Linked DNA regions of Homo sapiens: region 2 is linked to region 1. The links are chromatin contacts, found by Hi-C or POLR2A ChIA-PET in ENCODE. All regions are on one chromosome and are shown on one strand. Each heading gives the region's core, a stretch centred on a gene start or an enhancer-like site at or near the end of the contact. The rest is flanking DNA. Distances are from core to core; before and after follow the strand shown. Region 1 has its middle 100 kb from the start of TMEM30B. Region 2 overlaps PRKCH (protein kinase C eta).

Region 1 (4,680 bases), core at 1,430-3,929:
TTTTTTGCAGCCTTAAAATTCTGAAATGTGGGCCATTTGAAGCATGCATTTATAATGGATATCCGTTTCATCAAAATTGAAAATTTGAAAATGTAGCATTTTCTTCTTTAGTTAATTTCTGTATCCCTGCTGGAAATTCCTTTGCAGTTTTCTCATCCACACTTGAGGACTTCACTCAATAGCTGAAGTCTTTGGAAATTGTGGTGATATTTGAAATCACCAAATCAGCCCCTCATAGAACAAAAGGTGTCATTTCTGCAGAATGTGGTAATTTCCATTAAGGTTTTTGCACGTAGATAGTGCTTTCTCTTTGTGAGCGAGGTTGCCCTTATTTTTCACCACCTAGTTTTCGGTTTCAACAATGCTCATCTTTCCATCTCTTCTATGTCTTCATGCCTTTTTTTTTTTTTTTTTTTTTTTTTTTTTTTTTTTGAGACGGAGTCTTGCTCTGTCACCAGGCTGGAGGGGTGCAGTGGTGCAATCTCAGCTCACTGCAACCTCCGCCTCCCAGGTTCAAGCGATTCTCCTGCCTCAGCCTCCCCAAGTAGCTGGGACTACAGGCACTTGCCACCATGCCCAGCTAATTTTTGTATTTTTAGTAGAGATGGGGTTTCACCATGTTGGCCAGGATGGTCTCGATCTCTTGACCTCGCCTATAATCCCAGCACTTTGGGTGTCCAAGGTGGGTGGATCATGCCTTATTCTTATTGATTTCTCAGCACTTGAACTTATTCCATCCACAGACATTTCTTTTATTTCTATGGTCTGTTGCTTGGGAGATAGCATAGGTTCTCTTGATTCTCTCAAAATGCTTTACTTCAATTTCCCCCCTCAATACACAAAGCTTTTCTTTCCCATGCCCTGCTTGTGATGCTTAGACATGTTGGAGATGTTGAATGAATTCTTTTTAATACACAACACTTTACAAATGTGAAAGAATAGGAAAATATAACCTCGTAGGATGACCCAGTTGGTTGTGATAAGTAGATTAGTTAGAATAACACATCTGCAAGGTAGTAGGGCAGATGCGTGGAATATGTGCATGTGGCATTTTGTGAATCCTGACAAGACTCAGTTCAGCTGGGTGCCATCTTCTATGTTAATCTAGTTTTCTCTTGCAGATAAAATTGCCTATGAGAAACTTGAATTATGTTCACATTGTCCCCAATACTTTAATTCAATCACAATAAATTCACATTTTAAAAACAAGTGTTAATAACCAACTGTATATGTACCTCTGTTCATGTATTTTCTCATTTGATCATGTTAATAATTCTGGGAGGTAGATAGGAAAGTTAATATTCCCATTACACGGATGGAAAAAACTGACTCTGAGGAATGTCCCACAGCTTGGAAATGAGTCTGGAAATACCAGAAGTTAAGATAAGAGCTCTGACCACGTTTAAGTCCCTGTTCCTACTAGTTCCTAAAGCCAGTTCAACTCACTGTCTTCTGCAAGTTGGGTGTTGTGAGCCAAGGAATTTTCTTCTTTTGCTTAAAGTAGTTTGAGGTGGGTTTTTGGGTTGTTTTGTTTTGTTTTGTTTTGTTTGAGACAGAGTTTCACTCTTGTCACCCAGGCTGGAGTGCAGTGGCACTATCTCGGCTCACTGCAACCTCTACCTCCCGGGTTCAAGTGATTCTCCTGCCTCAGCCTCCCAAGTAGCTGGTATTACAGGCGCCCACCAGCACGCCCGGCTGATTTTTGTATTTTTAGTAGAGACAGGGTTTCACCATGTTGGCCAGGCTAGTCTCGAACTCCTGACCTCAGGTGATCCACCCGCCTCAGCCTCCCAAAGTGCTGGAATTACAGGCATGAGCCACCGCGCCTGGCCTCCAGGTGGGTTTTTTGAGTAATGCAGAGCCTCAGTGAATATGGGGTTACCTAGGTAATATTCAAATTCTCTACCAGCTCTGACTTTCTGCCACGTTTTGATTTTTAAACTAACTCTCTTCAGGTAGAGGGCACTGTAAACTTCAAGGTTTGCCTTTGAAACAGGAGGCTCTGCCTGTGCCGTGCTGTGCTGCAGGCACAGGATAAAGGAAAATTGTTCCTTCATCCCCTGGGTGCTGGCGGAGAAAGTCCCCGGTCAGAGAAGCTGGGAACTTTCTTTTGGAGGGGATTGGCTAGGTTTGCACCCATTTAGACATGGCCTTTTCTAAAGACAGTGACCCTTCACTGTTCCTGTCACTGCCATTGCGATCTGTGTCATCAGCCTTGCTCACCGGCAGAGCAGATGCTCTGGGTGTAGTGGATCCTCCTCTTTCCCCTAGTCCTGTGGTGTCCCGACTGCTCCCAGTCAAACCCAGCCGAGTGACAGGAAGGGATTCCAACATTGGGCTCAAGCATGACTACTCCTGCTGCTGCTCTTCAGTGAGCACCCCTCCGTGCCCTGGGCCTCTGAGAAGCACTTCACATATTCATTCATTACTTTCACTGGTATTTGTTGAGAGCCCATCATGTGCCAGGATGATTCTTTTTTGTGTGGTTTATTTCATTTACTTCCTACAATTGGAATGCCCAAACAGACTGGCTCCAAGCCCACGCGCCTACCCCTGTGCCTTTCTGCTTCTCTCATTCAAGGTTGCTAGACACTCAGTCTGCCCCAATCATTTTCCTACTTACTGGAGACCTGAAAAACTTGTCAATGACCTTCCCATGACCGGGATAACAATTTCTAAACTTGTCACTGCCTGTTATGTGTGGGTACAGATGTATTTCCCTTCCACTTTGATAGCATATGCATGAGTGTCACCTTTGTGCAGGTTTTGATGAGCTTTAGGCTCCCTTCCTCCCCCCGCCCCTTCCTGTCTTTCTTTCTTTCTTATTTTCAAATTCATGCACTGGGACCTGCTCTACAAACTTGAGAGAAAAAGTGAAAGAACAAAGAAGGCAGAGCAATCTAAATACCGAAAGTGTTTTTTTTTTTTTTAAACTTCATGAATGGGGCCTTTGAACTCGCCAGCCATAGCTCCTTCCTAACCTGTACCTTTCATGTCCTGTTTCCAGCTGGCATGGAAAATCTGAGGTGCCCTGGTCCTGAGCCTGTGCTGAAACCTGGCCGTGGGTTGTGTCTCTCATTCCTCCATCAGCAGTGGCAGCCACAGTTGCTGGAGCGGAGGTGAGCCAGGCACTTCCTGCCAGGCGCTAAAGTCCATTGCAACAGTCACAGAACCAAGCTGGGAAGGGAAACAAGCCTGCATGAGCCTTTGCCCAATGTGCCCAAGGACAGCCACAACAAAAAAGGACGAGGAGAAATTCTTGCATCCAGTGGGCATGGGGCTGGGGAGGAAGGGGGTGTTTCTGGGTGCTGGGACTTTCTGCCATGACTATAACCCAGGTTCTCAGCACAAGGGATGTGATTCATGGCCAAGAAATTCCCCATGGCCTTGGATGACATTTACATTGATTACTTCTGAGTCACATTTCTGGGAGAATATTTTTTTTTTCTCACCAAAGGCAAACTGAAGGGAAAATGGCATGGATAGTGGTTTGGAGACAACAGAGGAAATGGGGTCACTTGTGTTATTAGTAGAAGAGTTAAAGACATGCAAGAATGGAAAGAAAAACAAGGCCAAAAAGAAAGGACATTAAGAGGTGGGAATCATCTCCGAGTGGAATGAGGAGAATTGAGGTCTCAGGATTTGTAGTTTCATAACTCTGGGGATGAAGGGATGGGGGCAGCCGAAATGGACTCTGCCCTTTTGTCTCTTGTAACGACAGAAATTTAGAATGTAAGAGTTGGGGCCATCACTCACGCATTTATTTCACAAGTATTTGTTGAGCACCTTTGGTCTTCCAGATTCTAGGCACGGGAGATGTAGTGGGGGAACAATGTAAAGTCCTGCCCTGGTGGCATTTATCTCAGTGGAAGAGAAAGACAACAAAGGAATGGCCAATCAAATGGTACATTTTAATTCGACCCTTTTGACTTATTAACAGAAATGCAACAGATCCAGGATGGTGAGAACATGCACACTTTGCTGCACCAGGGGGGAGGACAAAGGAATGTGACTCGTCAGTGGCACTGGACTTCAGCAGTTCAAAGGGTTGTCTTGGAGTCCTGACTCTCCCCTTTCCTGGAAGAATAGGCAGGGGTGTGGGCCTGCTTGGAAGGGGAAAAATAGAGGGTGTCCCTGATCCCCCTATTATGTATGTTCTAAGCCTCATCCAAGTAAAAGCCTTCTTAATGCAAATGTAGAAGATGTCAGTTAAACCATGAACTCCAGAAGTGTGTCTGAAAACAAGAAAGCAATGTCCCAAGTCCAGTAAGATTTTAATTTTTTTTTTTTTCAGACAGGGTCTCACTTTGTTGCCCAGGCTGGTCTCAAACTCCTGGCTTCAAGCGATCCTCCCACCTTGGCCTCCCAAAGTGCCAAGATTATAAGCATGAGCCACTGTGTCCAGCCTTCCAGTAGGATCTTAAACCACCAACAGAAAAACAAAACAAACAGAAAACACTTTTCACCAGATTAGCATGACTTCTGCTTGACTTGGAATAATAAATCTCAGGCTATGTCTTACAAAGCATTATTTGTGGCCAACAGGCAGGAATTTGCAAAGCAAAGGAAAGCAATATTGAGGAGTACAATGCGCCAAGCATCAGTTATCAAAGATCTGGGTTCCCATCTGGGCTTGCCACTCACTGGCCCCCGGAGGGAGTCCTATAAGCTGGGTAGATG
Region 2 (4,680 bases), core at 762-3,261, 150 kb after region 1:
TGTAGAAATTGACAGACTGACTTTAAAATTTATATGGAAATGTAAAGTACTGAGACCAGTCTAAGAATAGTTTTGAAAAAGAACAAGTTGGGGGACTTAGAGTATCTGATTTCAAGGCTAACTGTAACATGACCGTAATCAAGATAATGTGATATTGGAATAAAGAGAGTCATACAGATCAGTGGAATGAATAGAAGAGAGTCTAGGAATAGATCCACACATATATGACCCACTGATTTCTGATAAAGCTGCCAAGAAGGCAACTCAGTGGGGGAAATGATAGTCTTTTCAACTAATGGTGCTTGAACAACTGGATAGCCACATACAGTAATATGAGCCTTGACACTTACCTCACATCCTACAAAGACATTAATTCAAAATGGATTATAGACCTAAATGTAAGAGTTTAACTGTGAAACTTCTATAAGAAAACAAAATTGTAGTGACCTTGGGTTCAGCAAAAAATTTTTAGATAGCGTACAAAAGGCACCAACTATAAAAAAATCAGTAAGTTGGACTTTATCAAAATGAAAAACTATTGCTTCCCAGAGAATGTTTAAGAAAATAAAAACCCAAGCCACAAATGGGGGAAAATAACTGCAATACGTAAATGAAAGATGTGTAACATGAATATATAAAAGAACTCTAACAGCACAATAATAATGAGAAAAATACCTAATTTAAAATCCAACAAATGACTTGTAACTTGTCAAATATTTCAATAGGCACTCACCTTCATGCCAAATAGCACATTAAAAGATGCTCAAAATCATGAGTCATTAAGGAAATGCAAATTAAAACCAAAATGAGATCTCAGTATGTTCCCACTAGAAAGGTTAAAATTAATAAGACTGACCATACCAAGTGTTGGTGAGGAAGTGGAGCACCTGGAACTCTCATATGCTATGGTGAGGAATGTAAAATGGTAAATCATGTTGGAAAATAGTTTGGCAGTTTCTTAAACTATCAAACATATGCCTACTATATAACTTACTGTTTAGTATTTACTAAAAGAAATGAAATCATTCATACAAAAGCTTGTCCACGAGTGTTCATAGCATCTTTATTTGTAATAACCCCCAAAGTGGAAACAACTCAAATGTCAACAGATGAATGTTTAAACAATTGTGGTTTATCCATACAATGGAATATTACTCAGCAATAAAAAAGATGAACTATTACACATGTAACAACAGGAATGAATCTCAGAATAATTATGCTGAGTGAAAGAAACTAGACAAAAAAGTACGGTTTCATTTATGCAAAATTCTAGAAATGAAAAGGAGTCTATAGTGACAGGAAGCAGATCAGTGGGTGCCTAAAAATGGAGAGTGGAGGTAAGGGAGGTGGATTACAAAGGAGGCAGAAACTTTTAGGGGAGATGAATATTTGTGTTATTCTGATTGTGGCAATGATTTCACAGTTATATACATATGTCAAAGCTTATTAAATAGTTCACTTTAAGTATGTGCATGTTACTATATGACAATTATACCTGAATAAAGCTGTGGGGAAAAAAACCAATCAGCGCTTATCCATATTTTACTGAAGGTGTTAAGTAAGATGCTAGTAAATGACAGAATTTCAGCTGAGCCAAGTCTGACTCTTGAAAACTACATTTCCTCTTTAGTGCAGAAAATATTTATGAGAATGGGAGCGTAGAAAAAATGAAATCACAATAAAACAAATTAGTTTCTGATTTTTGGACATGGTCTCATTTTCTAAATTATCACTGTCAGTTTTTTTTCTGCTGCTTCTAGAACATGTTTATTTTGCATAATTTCTCTGGCTTCCAAAATCTGAAGAATTGCCTCTGTTTAAACTCTATTTTCTTCTTTCGTGTACTTGCTCTTGATTTGCTGACCTTCTAAATGGGGACCAGCATCTAATGCTTAATGCAGAGTGCTGGGGACATGGGGAGGCAGGAGGAGCTGGAGGCTGCGTCATGGAAAGACCTTGGCGCCCCCTCAGGAAGGAAGGACTGGCTTGGCAGGATCCCAGGCTGTTTTCCTGGTTCAGCCCTCCCGAAGACATTGTGTTCTCTGCAGCCCTGGAGGGCCTCTTTCTCTCAATTTCTCAGTGAGGTACCTGTTTTGTAATCAGTCCTGTCAGGTGAAGCAGCCATGTTACTACTGGACAATCATGGATTATCTTTTCCCTTCCTTCCTGGATCCAGGTGTCTGAATTTATACCACCAAAATTCTTCCAGATTTTCTATCTAGTGGTTCATTCTCTTTTGTACTTTGTAGTGCCGTTGTTTATTCTCATGATTGATTTTTTTCTGAGCCAATTGGAAGGAATGTCTAACACTGACTGATCAACCCACAGTGTTTAAGAGGAAAAATATATTTTAGAATCTTGAGGGAGTTTTATTTCAGTGTATGTGAATTGTATTGGCTATGTAGCGTCTTCATTTTCATTGTAAGAAGAATTTTGCTACAGTGGGACCGGCTGCTTCTCATCACAAACAGGTTGTGGCTCAGATATTTTCCCCTTTGGAGAGCATTTTCCTGGTCATATTATTATCTTGTTGTCTTTCGTTGCACTCATTGCTCTCTGAGATCATTTTGTTAATGAATTTGCTTATTATACTTTCCTCCTTTAGATTACAAATGGCTTGAGAGCAGGGACCCACCTCTCTTATTCACTGTCCTAACCCTGGGACAATGTCTCATATGTAGTAAACATTAAATATTTGTTAAATGAAATTTTATGTGATTGGGGGACAAGTAAAGTGTAAGTACTTTGGGAGCATCTTTCCATCTTTCTAAAAGAAAGAAATGAAAATAGTTGAGGAGTTACTGGATGAACAGTATTCCTCTGTTAAATCAATCAATGACATACCAATATGTGCTTGAAAGACTGGGCCTGGGCCGGGCGCGGTGGCTCACGCCTGTAATCCCAGCACTTTGGGAGGCCGAGGCGGGTGGATCATGAGGTCAGGAGATCGAGACCATCCTGGCTAACAAGGTGAAACCCCGTCTCTACTAAAAATACAAAAAATTAGCCGGGCGCGGTGGCGGGCGCCTGTAGTCCCAGCTACTCGGGAGGCTGAGGCAGGAGAATGGCGTGAACCCGGGAAGCGGAGCTTGCAGTGAGCCGAGATTGCGCCACTGCGGTCCGCAGTCCGGCCTGGGCAACAGAGCGAGACTCCGTCTCAAAAAAAAAAAAAAAAAAAAAAAAAGAAAGACTGGGCCTGACTGCTATATTCTTTGAATATGGTAATGGATTGAAAACCTTGTGTATGGAAAATTCCCTGCTCTTACGTCATTTTAAAAGACTATGATTTTAAAACTTGTAATACGTTATAACGTTTTTCACTTATAATTTTCACGCCCAAAATGTTAAAGTCAGGGCAGAAGCAAGACATCAGCATTTAAAAGGTTGTGCCTCAGCCTTGGAGAGGAATGAGGTTGGTGGGTGGAACGTGAATCATTTTATCTTATGCAACTCTTAGTGAAGTTTTGGTATCTAGTAAGTGTTAAGAATGGTGATTAGTGGTGATGGTAAAAGTGTGGTGCATTTTTATGAGAAGAGTAGCATTTGCGTAGAATAATAGAGGTGCCTGGGATTTTTGGTAGTCCTTTTTTATTTAATAAAGCAACTGGGGCCGCGTGCTATGGCTTGCGTCTGTAATCCCAGCACTTTGGGAGGCCAAGGCAATAGGATCCCTTGGGCCCAGGAGTTTGAGACCAGCCTAAGTAAAATAGTGAGACCCCATCTCCACAAAAAAATAAAATTAGCCAGGCATGGTAGCACATGCCTCTAGTCCCAGCTACTTGGGAAGCTGAGGTGGGAGGATCACTTGAGCCTGGGAGGTTGAGGCTGCAGTGAGCCATGATCATGTCACTGTACTCTAGCTTAAATGACAGAGCAAAACCCTGTCTCAAAAAAAAAAAAAAGCTGAAAAAACAGTCAACTAGATTGTGTTCCCCTTTTGTGTTGACTTCTTAGCTCCACTTTATTAGAATGTGATAAAAATGAGACCTAAGTGGAAACAATCCCTGTCCATTGTTTTCCACTCTTATCATTACTGTATCCAAAATAGTCTTTCTCAATTGCCAAACCAATAGTCATTTCTTTATTTAAAACTCCTCCTCTGTGGTTCTCCACTGCTCTTAGATAAACTCCTGAGTCTTTTTTTTTTTTTTTTTTTTGAGACAGAATCTCTCTCTGTTGCCCAGGCTGGAGTACAGTGGCACGATCTCGGCTCACTTCAACCTCCGCCTCCCAGGTTCAAGCGATTCTCCTGCCTCAGCCTCTCAGTAGCTGGGATTACAGGCACACACCACCACGCCTGGCTAATTTTTATATTTTTGGTAGAGACAGGGTTTTGCCATGTTGGCCAGGCTGGTCTCAAACTCCTGACTTCAGGTGATCCGCCCGCCTTAGCCTCCCAAAGTGCTGGGATGCAGGCATGAGTCACTGCACCCAGCCAAAGTCCAGAGTCTTTAAAATGGTATAGGATGTTCTCCATGATCTGTACCCTGTGTTCCTCTTGAGCCTTTTCTCTTACATTTCCCCAAATTACAATGAGCATCTTTCAGTTCCTCAAAAGGAGGAACACTTCGCTTTGCTAATTCTTCCTTGTGCTTCAGGTCTCATTATGGGCATTAATTACCCAGACAACTGTCCCTGATGTGCCAGTCTGGGTTTGGTCCTCCTCCTAGTGTTCCCTCA

Evidence for each region. A loop is a pair of places that touch in the nucleus more often than their neighbours do. ChIA-PET counts read pairs that join two places held with the same protein, here RNA polymerase II (POLR2A). Pooled maps may share reads with other maps.
Region 2: a loop to region 1 is called in a pooled map, with 8 times the contacts of the local background. The contact joins two enhancer-like sites. A Hi-C loop is called at or near these places in 6 of 50 pooled maps. POLR2A ChIA-PET finds 5 or more read pairs at or near these places in 4 of 52 experiments (GM12878, WTC11, activated CD4-positive, alpha-beta T cell and 1 more).

Annotation. Positions count from the first base shown.
Region 1 is chr14:61,175,497-61,180,176 of GRCh38, forward strand. No RefSeq gene overlaps it. Among named protein-coding and RNA genes, the nearest start is that of TMEM30B, 100 kb to the right of the region's middle. RefSeq lists enhancers at 2,157-2,658, 2,773-3,972. Within about 2 kb of position 2,680, at least 10 of the 41 ENCODE cell types and tissues checked have a DNase peak (open chromatin) inside an H3K27ac peak, as active enhancers do.
Region 2 is chr14:61,325,098-61,329,777 of GRCh38, forward strand. All of the region lies in intron 1 of PRKCH (protein kinase C eta), which reads left to right. Among named protein-coding and RNA genes, the nearest start is that of PRKCH-AS1, 4.6 kb to the left of the region's middle. Within about 2 kb of position 2,012, at least 20 of the 41 ENCODE cell types and tissues checked have a DNase peak (open chromatin) inside an H3K27ac peak, as active enhancers do.